Linked DNA regions of Homo sapiens: region 2 is linked to region 1. Evidence: chromatin contacts called from ENCODE Hi-C or POLR2A ChIA-PET data. All regions are on one chromosome and are shown on one strand. The core of a region is the stretch at or near the end of the contact, and the rest is flanking DNA. Distances in the headings are between cores, read along the strand shown.

Region 1 (6,508 bases), core at 683-3,182:
AAACATGTTCTCTGCCCACTTGTAAAGGCCAGGCCTGTCTTTAGGCCCCTTACAGCCAGCTTTTCCTGCCGCACGGGAGCAGATTGCTTTGTTTCCTTTACGCGAGGTGCTTGCCTTGCATTTGGGGGCTCTGTGGTGCAACCAAGGCCTGTGTTTAGTCCTTAGGATCATTCTCAGGGTGAGGAGATGCTCATTCTGGGAGGAGCCCACAAGGATGGGAGCACAGGAGCGAGCAACAGAGCCACATCTCCTGCCCGGCTCCCTCGCTCTCACTCATGGACTGGGGTGGCAGGCAGAGCCTCCAGGGCCGTCTTTGCATTATTACTTTTTTCTCACTCTGCTTTTTCTTGGCTGAGCCACATAGTTGAGTGTGCGTGCGTCACGTATGCGCGTGATGGTGCACTCCCGCTGCAGTGCCGCTTATCTAGGGCATCAGGATGTGAGTGGGGAGGAGTGGGAGGTGAGGCTTTGGTCCAGTTTAGAAGGGGCCACAAACACCTAACTCAGTTGCATGGACTTGATCTTGCAAGCAGAGGTTTTTAGGGCAGGAGGTGATAGGATTATGATTAGGACCTGGATAAAGGAAGGCAGTGGGGGGTCTGGGGACACTGAATGCTCTGGACTGGCAACACAGAGGGCAAGGAGGCTGGCCACAGAGTTCTGAGGTAATTTGATGGGAGGTCAGCCACTCCCTGCAGCAGACCAGCATAGGTTCTGTCACCAGGCCTGGAAGGATGGGCAGGAAAGAACTATAGAGCCAGTCACAGCAGCCCACAGGCTCCCTGGGACACTCCCTAGAGGGGTGGGGACAGAGCAGTTCAGTCACAGAGAAGAACATAAGAATAACTCCAGAGTCTATTATTCCAAAATCACGCTTCTGTGTGTAATGCCTGATCCATCGGGGAGAAAAGACTGCAGGAGGCACAGAATCTGTTTTCCCAGCTTTGCTTCCCACAAGCATGACCCTGGGCAAGTCGCAGAACACCTGCAAATCCACATCTGTAAAGTGTCGAGTAGGGGACTGTGCTGTGCTGATGTCCTGAGCCACCCTGCCTGGTTGAGTGTGTTGACCTGGGTTGGGGGAAAAAGCCTTGGAATCAGATTTAAACTGCAGTTCCTCCCAGGTTGTCATGTTGTGTGACTGCAGAGGACAAAGCTTCACTCCCCAAAAGTCGGGCCGGGATGGAGCGCAGTGGCTCACGCCTGTAATCCCAGCACTTTGGGAGGCCAAGGCAGGCGGATCACAAGGTCAGGAGTTCAAGACCAGCCTGACCAACATGGTGAAACCCCGTCTCTACTAAAAATAAAAAAATTAGCTGGGCATGGTGGCGCACACCTGTAATCCCAGGTACTTGGGACGCTGAGGCAGGAGAATCACTTGAACCCAGGAGGCGGAGCTTGCAGTGAGCTGAGATCGCGCCACTGCACTCCAGCCTGGGAAACAGAGTGAGACTCTGTCTCAAAAAAAAAAAAAAAAAAAAAGTTGGGCCGGGAACAGTCCCCCTGCTCACCCTGTGCACAGCAGACCTTGTGCTCCCCAGTGGCCCACTGGGAGTTCAGGGTATGGGGGAAGGGAGCAAATTACTTGGTCTCCAAATCAGACAAATTCTCCACAGACAGTGTCCCTTGGCATAAAGCTCCTGAGAATGTCTCCTCTGGAAGGACAGTGTCATCTGAAAGCTCCTGGCCATTCAGGTCTCAACTTGGCAGCGGCAGCGTCTCCAATTTGGCCCTGAAGACCCACAGGCATTCAGAGCCCATGACTGTGGTTGGTGCTTGAGTCCAGAATGGGCAGCTCCCAAGTAGGGGGTTCTCCTTGGGGTTCACAGGCCTGGAGATCCCACAACCTTGTCAGTGGAGGAGGATGAGGTGGCCAGTCCCTCACCTTGGCAGCACTGCAGGGGGCGCCCGTGCTCTCAAGTCACACTGTCTCTCTCCCACACACATGCGGCGCTGTGCTGGAGGACGGTGGCGCGCTGAGCTTGTCTTACAGAGCATGCTTCTTTGGCTCAGCCTCACTGCTGCCACTCAAGTCCTTCCTCGTCACCAAATGCTTACCTGCATTTTTAAGGCCATCTACTCCACTTGAGAGTAAGTTCTATGAGGGCAGGGGCTTGTAAGCACATAGTAAGCATCTAGCAAATATCCATTGATTAAATAAATGAATGACTCTGTAAACCTCCCTCCACTGCTGACACCCCACTGATATGGGTCAGAAGTGGGGTCAGCAGTGGGGACGGGGTCAGGGATGTCTGTGGGGCATAGTTTTAGGATGAAAACCAGTGATTTGACACTTTGACATACCCACTTTTATGTGGCCAAGAAAAAATAATTGGGTTTTGGTGCCAGAACTCCTGTGGTCAGGAGCCACCACGCAGAGCCTAGGAGGCCCTGGCGCTGAATTGCCTCAGGATGGCTACAGAACACAGGACCCAGGGGTGGCCACAGGCGTAGAGCAGGCCTGGCTGCTGCTGGAAGTGCCCGTTTGAGACTGTAGTTAGCACCCTACACATCGTGGGCAGCCTGGAGCAGCCTGGCCCGGGAGGGAGATCCATGCCTTCCCACCTGCCTGACCTGACCCCATCCAGCTGAGGTACTGCTTCCCAGGCTGCAGACAGCAGCAGGTGTTCCAGACAGTGTGGCTCTCCACATGTGTGCCACATTCACCCCACCCTGGCCCAGAACCGCCCACGTGAACAGGCTTTTTTTTTTTTTTTTTTTTGAGACAGGGTCTAGCTCTGTTGCCCAGGCTGGAGTGCAGTGGTGCGATCATGGCTCTCTGCAGCCTCAGCCTCCCTAGTATACTGCTGGGACCACAGGCATGTGTCGCCACACCCAGCATTTTTTTTTTTTTTTTTTTTTTTGGTAGAGACAGGGTTTCACTATGTTGCCCAGGCTGGTGTCAAACTCCTAGGCTCAAGCGATTCTCCCACCTCAGCCTCCCAAAGTGCTGGGATTATATGCGTGAGCCACCATGCCCGGCCAAGACATTTTAACACAAACTTTTGTTAGCTGGACATGGTGGCACCAGTATTCCCAGCTACTCGGGAGGCTGAGGCAGGAGGATCGCTTGAGCCTGGGCAGTTGAGGCTGCAGTGAGCCATGATCACGCCACTGCACTCCAGCCTGGGCAACAGCGAGACCCAGTCTCAAAAAACAAAACAAAAAAAACAGACTTCTAGTTTTCACTTATTAACTTCACTAGTATTAAAGCTGAGGTAACTAACTCAGCCTACACAACCTTCAACACACACTACCTCTCACAAAGCACCTGAAGTGGTATTGTTGCATTTAGGGCTTGATGATTTGGAGTAAAAGACACTGATGTTACCGATTGTGCCTATTTTTATCAGTGGCTTGTTAATTATTTCTGTTTTCATTAGTGATTTTTATGTATGCAGATTGGTTAGCCATGAAACTGTTAGTCACTTCATTTCTGTTTCTTCCCTGTTGCAACAGCCCATCTTCGTGGGAAGAACCAAGCTTTAGGCTTGGCTCTGAACAGCCACAAAGTGACTTGGCTGAGGTCCTGCCATTTCGCTCATGCTCAGCAGGGGGCAGCAGACCAGGGCAGTTCAGAGTATGGGGTCAAACCCAGGTCCCTGTCCCCACTCCACCTGTGGATTTACCCTGGATTGGGCAAGCCCTTTAACTCTCTGAGGCTCCGTGTTCTCAGAGTGACTCGAGGATTCACTGAGGTGCCGTGTGAGAAGTGGGTGGCCCAGACCTGGACACAAAGAAGCCTTGATCAATGTTTGCAGTTTGATTAAGTGGGTAAATCTGCATATATAAAAATCACTAATGAAAACAAATAATTAACAAGCCACTGATAAAAATAGGCACAATCGGTAACATCAGTGTCTTTTACTCCAAATCATCAAGCCCTAAATGCAACAATACCACTTCTCCAGTTACCTCTTCAGTGAAACGGGAGGCACTCAGGCTCACCTCCAAGGACTTGGACTTGCTGTGATTTAATGGTGGACATTCCTCCTTACAGGGCCAGATCCCTGGAGCTGGAATCCAGGCTGCTTTGTCCCATTTTGAAATTTTCTTATTCAGAAGGTTCTGGAAAGCCAACAAATTGAGTTTGTGACAGAAATTGACATTAACTGGCTGGGTGTGGTTGCTCACACCTATAATCCCAACACTTTGGGAGGCTGAGACAGGAGGATCACTCGAGCCCAGGAGTTTGCAACCAGCTTGGGCAACATAGTGAGACCCCATCTGTACAAAACTTTTTTTTTTTCTTAATGGAGTCTCACTTTATCACCCAGGCTGGAGTGCAGTGAGGCGATCTGCAACTTCTGCCTCCCAAGTTCAGGCAGATCTCCTGCCTCAGCCTCCCAAGTAGCTGGGATTACAGGCACCTGCCACCAAGCCTGGCTAATTTTTGTATTTTTAGTAGAGATGGGGTTTCACCATGTTGGCCAGGCTGGTCTTGAATTCCTGACCTCAAGTGATCTGCCCACCTTGGCCTCCCAAAGTGCTACGTGAGCCACCACGCCTGACCTTCTACAAAAAACTTTTTAAAAATTTACCCAGGTTTGGTGGGGTGTGCCTGTAGTCCCAGCTACATGGGAGGCTGAGGCGGGAGGATCACCTGAGCCCAGGAGGTCAAGGCTGCAGCGAGTCATGATCGCACCACTGTACTCAGCCTGGGTGACAGAGCTCTTGCTCTGTCTCGCGGAGGGGAAAAAAAGAGAGAGAGAAAAAAGAAAATGACATTACCCAAGTCCAGTGAAGTATGTCGGAATTCCATCTTTGACACTAAGTAGCTGGGTAACCTTAAGCCAGTGGTCCTCCCACAGCCTACAACATCAGCATCACCTGGGAACTTGTTAGAGAAATGCAAACTCTTGGGCTTTGCCCCAGCCCCACTAAATGATGGTTCTGGGCGTAGAGCCCTCCAGGTGGTTGGGATGCCTGCTAGCTTGACAACCATGGCCTTAGGCAATTCATTGGAGCTCTTTGAACTGGAGTCCCCCCACCTGGAAAACAGGGGTGAGAATCCTGCCTACCTGCTGCCACTGTCGTGGGGAGGATTAGAAGAGACGACACACTGTAGAGTGCCCGCTGCCCGGTATGGGGAGGCCCCTCTTGCAGGAGCCCCTGCAGGAATCTTAAAGGTTTATCTTCCGTTTTCCCAGCATTTGGAGATGCTGAACGTTGATGCTTTTTGTTGCTTTCTCCCCTTCCTCATTTTATGGTTAGTGATTTAATGGTTTATTTGCTTTCTTGTGTGTTTTTCTCTCATTTTACATTTAGTGATTTTTTTTCATTTTTCTCTTTTGCAGATAAAGACTATTTCCTGATTGTGATTCAGAATCCAACCGAATAAGCCACTCTCTTGGCTCCCTGTGTCATTCCTTAATTTAATGCCCCCCAAGAATGTTAATGTCAATCATGTCAGTGGACTAGCACATGGCAGTCGCTTGGAACCCACTCACACCAATCCAGTGACCGTGTGTGGGCTGGCGGCTCTTCTCCCCCACCAACGGAACCCCTGTGTGCACCAACCTTCCCCAGAGCTCCGGAGCGCCCTCTCCTCACTTCCAGGTTTTGGAGCAAGAGCTTGCAGGAAGCCCGCACCCAGCTTCCTTCTGACCTTCAGTTCACTTTGTCGCCCTTGGAGAAAGCTGTTTTTCTTTAACTAAAAATAACCAAAATGCTTACCCGTCTGTTGTGTCTTTAAACACTAGGTTGAAAAGGCCTCACTCTTCCTGTGTAATCACACGTCGGAGGCCCGGTTGCCTCCTCCAGCCCTGGTGGGAGATGATGTTCATGGTGTCCGAGAGGCCTGCTGCTTCTTGTGCCTGTGGCCATACTTAGTGTAGCTTGGTGTATAATTGGTGCTCTGGTTTCTGGGCCTCTTGGCCCTAGTCCTTCTTTTACTGTTTCCCACTGCTGCCAGTGTTGAAAGATTTTTTCTACTATGCTGCACTGGGGAAGAGAGTGGTACTTACTGAGGACCCGGAATGCACCTGGCGTGTAACATACAGTAGCTCTCACCTCACGGTACCATCTGTAGACAGAGTGTTAGGGCCACCTCAGACATGGGGACTTGGGTTTAGAATGGCTTACCTACGCCCTCACAGCCAGGACACAGGTCTCAGACTCAAATAGCCTTGCTCTTCCCACACTATCTGCCCCAGAAATCCTGGAGGGCCCCCGTTCACCCAAGTGAGCCTGTCCTGGGCAAACATCTGCCCCGCAGACTTGGAGCGCAGGGGTCCTCTCGCCGAGTGCTTCCCAGAATTCACCTGCACTCAGACTCCCACCCACCCCTCATCCAGCCACACTCTTGTTTTTTTCCCTCTGAAACCACATGTATTTAATTTTATTAGGGTTTTTCTTTTTATCTTTTGTTTCCTGTTACACAGGAAAAAGACTCGGCACCGTGTAGTGTGAGCCTGGAAATCCCCGTCCTTGTCCTCCCTGCCCCAGAAGTCACCACTGTCTGTGAGTTCTTCCATCTAGCAATCATAATTGCCCAGATTTTCCAGTG
Region 2 (6,949 bases), core at 2,521-5,020, 42 kb after region 1:
CCTCGGGGCACCAAACAGGGCATTTCAGGAAGATATTCCCCTCACCTCCTAATCTTGGAGGGTCCAAGAGTATCCCTCTCCCCAAGCAGGGTGCCATCTGGCCATGTGGGATTATGGGTGGGAACCCCAGCATGAACCGTGACGATTAGAGCCCCACTGTGGGTCTCCATGGTGCCACAGTCCTGGGTCTTAGGAACACGTTTTCCATTCTCCTTAACTGGTGTCTTAGGACCCCTGCCTCGCTCTTCAAACATTCCCAACTCTCCCTTAGATGATAAAGGACCTCTTTTTGACACCGTCTCTCACTCCTTGCCTCTAAGGGAATGCCGAATCCCACCAGGAAGAAAGCTCTCCCTGAGGTCTCAGGAAGGACCTGCTACTCAAGGGTGATCCAGAGGCAGACAGGCTGGCTGGCTTCAGCCAAACAGGAGTGTAGCATGGCAGCCGGGTACAGACCTTGGTTAAAATCCTGCTCTGCATTTATTAGCAAGTTTCTCTAGACCTCAGCTTCCTCATCTGTAAACTGAGGCTACACACCTAGTATGTACTTATAAAAATTAAAAATTAGGGTGGGCATGGTGGATCATGCCTGTAATCCCAGCACTTTGGGAGGCTGAGGTAGGAAGATTGCTTGAGCCCAGGAGTTCAAGACCAGCCTGGGCAACATAGTGAGAGCCCATCTCTAAAAAAATTTTAAAATTTAAAAATAAAAAATGTTTAAAAATAAAAATAAAATGGGGCTAAAATGCACACTTCATTTGGTAAACAAGATGACATGTGAAAAAATGACACAGATATATCACTGGCTACATTAGTTTTCCATTGCTACTATAGCAAATTCCCACAAACTTAGTGATTTAAATAATATTCTTTATTATTAAACAGTTCTGGAGGTCAGAAGTTCCAAAATGGGTCTCACAGGCTAAAATCTCTAGAGGAGAACCCCTTGCTTGCCTTTTCCAGCACCCAGAGGCCCCCTGCATTCCTTGGTTCATGACCCCCTTCCAGCTGCAAATCCAGCAATGGTGGATTGAGGCCTTCTCACATTGCATCACTCAGACCTTCTCTTCTGCCTCCCTCTTCCATCTTTTTTTTAAAATAGACTATTTATTTTGAGATGGAATCTCACTACATTGCCCAAGCTGGAGTGGAGTGGCTGGATCATATCTCACTGAAGCCTCGAATTCCTGGGCTCCAGGGATCCTCCTGTCTCAGCCTCCTGAGTAGCTGGAACTACAGGCATGCACAAAGAAGCCCAGTGGACTTTATTTTTTAGGGAAGTTTTAGTTTCACAGCAAAATTGGGCAGAAGATTTCCCATATTCCCCCCACCTCCACCTCTTCCACTTTGAGGGACACTTGTGATTACACTGGGGCCACCTGGATTGTCCAGGATAATCTCCCCTCCCAAGGTCTTAAAGTCCCTTTGCCATGTAAGGCGATGTCTTCACAGGTTCTGGGGATTACAACGTGGACATCTTTGTGAGGGGAGGGCTACTACCCTGCCTACCACACTGTACTTTTTCCCCCGTTTTAACTCTCTAGGGGTTATCACACAGGAGGATTGTCTGTTACTTTTCTTTATCTTTATCATATTTTTAAAAACTAATAAATATCATTTAAAATAATTAAAAGAATACCTTTTTAAAAAGAACTTAGCACTGTGCCTGGTTCCCAGCAGACACTTAATGAATGGAAGTTCCCTTCTCTTCTCTGATACTGACCTTCAGGAAATCCCTTCTCCCAAGTGACAGTTTTGAGAGACTTAAAGGGTGGAGAAACTCCCAAACATTTAGGCCATTTATATTAGTTGTACAACTTAGTAGAGATGCTATACTGGGGGCTCATGCATTGCAAGGGGCCTAGATGATACAGATGATTCTCAACTCCCGCTACAAAACAAAATCACGGCCGGGTATGGTGGCTCACGCCTGTAATCCCAGCACTTTGGGAGGCTGAGGCAGGTAGATCACCTGAGGTCAAGAGTTCGAAACCAGCCTGGCCAACGTGGCAAAAACCCGTCTCTACTAAAAATACAAAAATTAGCCAGGCATGGTGGCGGGTGCCTATAATCCCAGCTACTCAGGAGGCTGAGGCACGAGAATTGCTGGAAGTGGAGAGGCAGAGGTTGCAGTGAGCCGAGATTGCACCACTGCACTCCAGCCTGAGCAACAGAGCAAGACTCTGTCTCAAAACAAACAAACAAACAAACAAACAAAACAAAATGAAATCACACGGAGAGCCCTCAGACTAGTCAAAGTCTCTAGGGTGGGGTTCAGGCATCCATATGAGGTTTTAAAAGCTTCCCAGGTAATTCCAATATGCAGTCGAGGCTGCGAACCACTGGATTACAGCTGCAGCCCCTTACAGTCTGCAACAGAGATGCCACCCAACTGTGTCAAAAGGAGAATAATCAGGACACGGTAGTTCACAGTTCTTTGTAAAGCTGAATGTTTTCAAGTTACAGTTCATTCTTTATTGAGAAATGATAGGTATCATTTTGTTGTTGTCATTAAAAAGTCCTTCATTTTATAACATGGGGAAGAATGGCTGGTAGTTGATTGTTTTAATGTCTTCAGCAAAATAAAAAGCTGGCAATCTGTCACCCGAGTTTATTGAAACATTAGTGGTCTAAGAAATCCCACAATTTGGACACTGGCCTGGAGGGCTTGCAAGATCCTCTTTTCTAATCTGAAGTTTCTCAATTCTGGGTTTTCAAAGATGAGAGGCCAAAACCCTGACTCAAGCCTCCTGAGACCTCCCAGGAACAAGGAGTCTTGCAAAGGGACGTTTTCACTGAGAATTACTATTATTATTAAACCATGTTACTACCTCAAGAAGGAGAACAAATGCTTCCCACTCCTCTAACCCAACATCACTATGTACATTTCTCAGTGGTTCTTTCTGATCCCCTGGAAATTATTTTGCTGAAAAGAATACAGACTATTCCCAAAATAAAATGTTTGCAGCCTGCCAGACCAGGTGGTTCTTGTTCTGTGCCTCCAGCCAGGGACACAGATTTCAGACAGGGTGACAGGAAGGAAACCAAGTGCAAAGAGACGAGAGAAGCTCACTGGCAGCCTCTGGGTGCTATCTCGAAGGGCTGCAAAGATACATTCCCATGCGGCTAGAGAACCATCACCAGCATGCAGTTGGCTTCTGGCCTGTGGTGACCTCTGCAGGAATGGGGAGCTGCTATTCACTCTTGCTGGCTGACAGGCCAGAAGATTAAAGCTATATATGCCAGAGCAGATGGAGCTGGAGACCTGGGGTACGGGACAGCTTGTTCCAGGCATCAGAAAGCGTCAGAGGTGACCAGGGCCTAACAAGGTGAAAGGCTTCACCCTTCATCAGACTTGCGAGGCCAGATGGAATCAGGTTCCCCACCACATTCACTGGGTGGCTTATCCAATCTCTGGCACCATGATTGATGAACTGGAACTTCAGGCAAGCCACTTTCCCTTCAGAGCCTCAGGCATTCGGAAAGAAAATCTCACCTGAAAAATCCAGTCCAATCAGAAGGGGAACAGGGGGGATTTGGGGACTTCAAAGGCCATGGTGATATTCCCTTTCTTAAACGAGGTGCCAAAACACGTGGGAATATATTTTATCATGATTCTTTATATGTATATCTATCAACATTCTTTTATCGCTATACAATAGTAATAAAAACAAAACAAACACACACACAAATCCAGCCCTTTGGTAACTGGCTCCTTCTGCTGTACCATGCAGGCTGGCATGGGTTCTGCCAGCAGGCTGTTCCCTAACACCACAATTGTGCGTCTGTATGACTCATCCAAGCTCCAGAGAGTCCAGCGTCTGGGACCTACACTCAGGGAGGGGCCACGTTCCTTTTCTCCTCTCCACTGCACAGGAAAACAGAAAGGTGAATGTGGGAGCATGCATGTTAGCGCTGACAGCTAATGTTTAAATGGAATTCCTAGCCACATTAAATATATTCAACGTAGGCTTAAACACGTCTCAACACATACATCCCACTCATAGGTCCTAAGGACCAGGGCTGATGCTGCTCCCAGCTAATAATGATTCACAGTTGTCAAGCCCCAAGCAGGTTCTCCAAGCACGTGTACTCCCTGCTGCAGGAGCAGTGAAGCAAAGGTGGACAGCTACTGTTCTCTGCAGGATCTTCAGACAACCTGAACCTGCAGACTATGTGCCCTGCCAGCCAGCAAAAGCAACTATTAGATCATTCAGGTTTCTGGAAACCCCATCCTTCTTCTTTGTGCCTCCTCACCCCAGAGGGCATAAAATAGTTTATTCGTCTTGAAAAATATGTTTATTCTGATGACTCTGGCTACCAAGCCCGAAGCTCTGATCACGGAACTATGTGAGAGACTCCCCTGCATAATTATTACTCACGATACTAACTGCAGTGCTATTTACAGATATTCTTTCTCAAACTTAACACACTCATGAGTTATTTTCTTTATTTGATTAATGGAAAAATCAGATGCTCAGAAAGGTTAAATGATGTGCCTAAGAACACATGGGGCTCGTAATGGCAATGCCAGGAATCGGAGTCAAGTGACTCTCCAGACTGCTCAGCAAATGGGATGAAAGACAGTCACTGAGAGAGAAAGAGTGCCCAGTGTGGGATGGGCAACCACAAAAATCCATTCTACATTCTTGAAATCCACTATCACAAACTGAGGCATGTCCATGTTTTGGTGGTCTCATGGTTTGTCACTGGCCACTCTGCCGAGGGGCCCCAAGCTGACTCTCAACCTGCTGGACTGGGTGACTCTTGTCTGTGCAGAGAGGATGTCACCACAGAAGACACTGCTTCCTCCTCCCAGTCAGGCCAGATGGGTCACAGCCCCACTAGGCCATCACCTGCAGGCGTAGCCCTGGCTCAGCTGCCCACACCACTGTTTACCTTCACTCAGAGGCACACTCCTATAGGTAGGCTGCTTCCCACAGCTAGTCAGTTTCACTTCCTGGTTGACACCCAAAACAACAACAAAGATTCACTTCCTCTGAAGCCTGCACTCCCTAGTTCATTCTTGACACCTTGCTGGACACCCACAGCAGGCAAGGAAAGTTCAACAGCTCCCTTCCATGCCTCGTTTAGAGAATCAGGTGGTGCTGGGCCACTGACACTGCCTCTTTATTGGGGAGGTTTAAAAACCCGCTCCACAAATGTTTGCAAGGTCTTCTATGTGTCAGCTTCAGTCCTGAGTGCTGGGGACACAAAGGTGAATGAGTTGTGATATCTACCCTGACGGAGCCCCCAAACAATGAAAAGAACCCACCATAGAGGGCTAAGAGCACTGGGGGCCTAGGCAGCACAGATAGGTCACCACTAAGCCACCTCTGAAGAGGGGATGGTTAGAGCTTAGAGGGGTTGTCACAGTGGGCAGGGAAGTCTAACTTTGCCCCTCTGCCTTCTAGTAACCTTTGGGTGCAGCGCTGGGGAATGGTTCAAAGCCCAGGGCATAGAGTTCTGCTGTCTAGTATGGTAGCCTAGCTACATGTGGCTTCTGAAATTTAAATTAAAAATTCAGGTTCTCAGGCACACAAGTGGCTAGTTACCCTATTGAACTGTGCAGACAGAGGACTTTTTCATCATCATAAAGCCCTGCTGGACAGCACTGGGTAGGGGTTCACAGATCTGGATTCCAATCCCGGCTCTTCTAATTAGAAGTCACGTGACTTTGAATGAGTGGCTCTACCTTTCTGTACCTCAGTTTTCTCATCTGCAAAACGTGGATACTTACCTCAAAGGCTGGTGTGAAGATCAAATGAGCTAATTAATGCATGTAACACTGTGAGAGCCACAGTGGCCAGGTACACAGTAAGTGCTCAATAAATGGCAATTATTTTTATCATCACAAGTCCGCGGCACCTGGAAGCAGATATTGTGCTTCATGCCTCTGCTCCCCTCCTAGTGCTGCCAGCATAACAGGTGCCTGGTAAATGCCTATGAATTCCTTTTCCCTGCAGCAGTCTCATCCAGGCCCAGGCTGACACAAATCTGTGGCAGAGGCGGGAGTACTCACATCTGTAGAGATGGTTCCACACGGGGAAGAAGGCCATGTAGAGCGCCACGTCCCCCACTGTCGGGTAGGACTTAAAGATGGCGATGACAGCGATCTGGATAAACATGAAGAAGATGGGGTGCTCCCTGGGGCAGGGCAGGGGAAAGAGAGAGAGAGATGAGTCAGGGACCAGGCCTACCCTAGAGACTCCTGACTCCATCCTTTGAACCAAAAATAATCCTCAGGGGACTTCAGGAAGGGGCTGGCTCTGCTATCCACAAGGCATGGGCCAGGCCCCAGTAGCAGAGCAGAAAACTGCAGGGACCCAGAAATACCCAGAGGTGGTGAGGAGGGCCTGGCAAACACTAGGGAAACAGCCCACAGAGACATTTCCCATCAACAGTCCCCCTCTGCCTCTGCCAGCTCTGGGCCTTCCCCTAGGAGCCACAGAGGAAGAAAACAAATGAAGTCAGCATTCTTTATGACTGGGCTTAAATGACTGCTTGGCAGGATAATTAGGCAGCCTCCCTTGCCAGAGGCCCCTCTGACAATTGGACGCAAGGCAGGAAGTGCCTCCTTGCTGATGCCTTTTTTCTCTAACAACATGGTCAGCAGGGTCTACAGACCCATAGTGCGATGAACTTCTTTCCAGGAAGAGAACTGTGAACTGCACAGAGCTTTTCAGTTCTTAAGGGCTGGGACTATTCTTGTTAACTTAAACTAATAGCAGTTTCAATTATTATTTTAACCTAATAATAAGTGATAGCAATGGGTATCCTCTCCTGAACTCCCTCTGTGTAAAGTCCTTTTCCTGCATCCTCTCACGTGATCCTCACCACATCTCAACCACCCCTCAAGGCAGGCAATCCTGGGCCAGGCGCAGTGGCTCACATCTGTAATCCTAGCACTTCGGGAGGCTGAGGCAGGAGGATGGCTTGAGCCCAGGAG

Evidence for each region. A loop is a pair of places that touch in the nucleus more often than their neighbours do. ChIA-PET counts read pairs that join two places held with the same protein, here RNA polymerase II (POLR2A). Pooled maps may share reads with other maps.
Region 2: a pooled map shows a loop between it and region 1 (7-fold over the local background). The contact joins two enhancer-like sites. A Hi-C loop is called at or near these places in 3 of 168 maps with a recorded cell type or tissue (PC-9, cardiac septum and endothelial cell of hepatic sinusoid), 1 of 37 single-sample maps with no recorded cell type and 9 of 50 pooled maps. POLR2A ChIA-PET finds 5 or more read pairs at or near these places in 6 of 52 experiments (AG04450, BJ, H1 and 3 more).

Annotation. Positions count from the first base shown.
Region 1 is chr20:34,535,284-34,541,791 of GRCh38, forward strand. DYNLRB1 (dynein light chain roadblock-type 1) reads left to right here. Exons shown (of 4, transcript NM_014183.4): 4 at 5,298-5,675. The coding sequence ends at 5,341. Among named protein-coding and RNA genes, the nearest start is that of MAP1LC3A, 20 kb to the right of the region's middle. RefSeq lists a silencer at 3,465-3,574. Within about 2 kb of position 1,933, at least 2 of the 41 ENCODE cell types and tissues checked have a DNase peak (open chromatin) inside an H3K27ac peak, as active enhancers do.
Region 2 is chr20:34,575,526-34,582,474 of GRCh38, forward strand. PIGU (phosphatidylinositol glycan anchor biosynthesis class U) reads right to left here. Exons shown (of 12, transcript NM_080476.5): 10 at 6,023-6,147. Among named protein-coding and RNA genes, the nearest start is that of MAP1LC3A, 20 kb to the left of the region's middle. Within about 2 kb of position 3,771, at least 13 of the 41 ENCODE cell types and tissues checked have a DNase peak (open chromatin) inside an H3K27ac peak, as active enhancers do.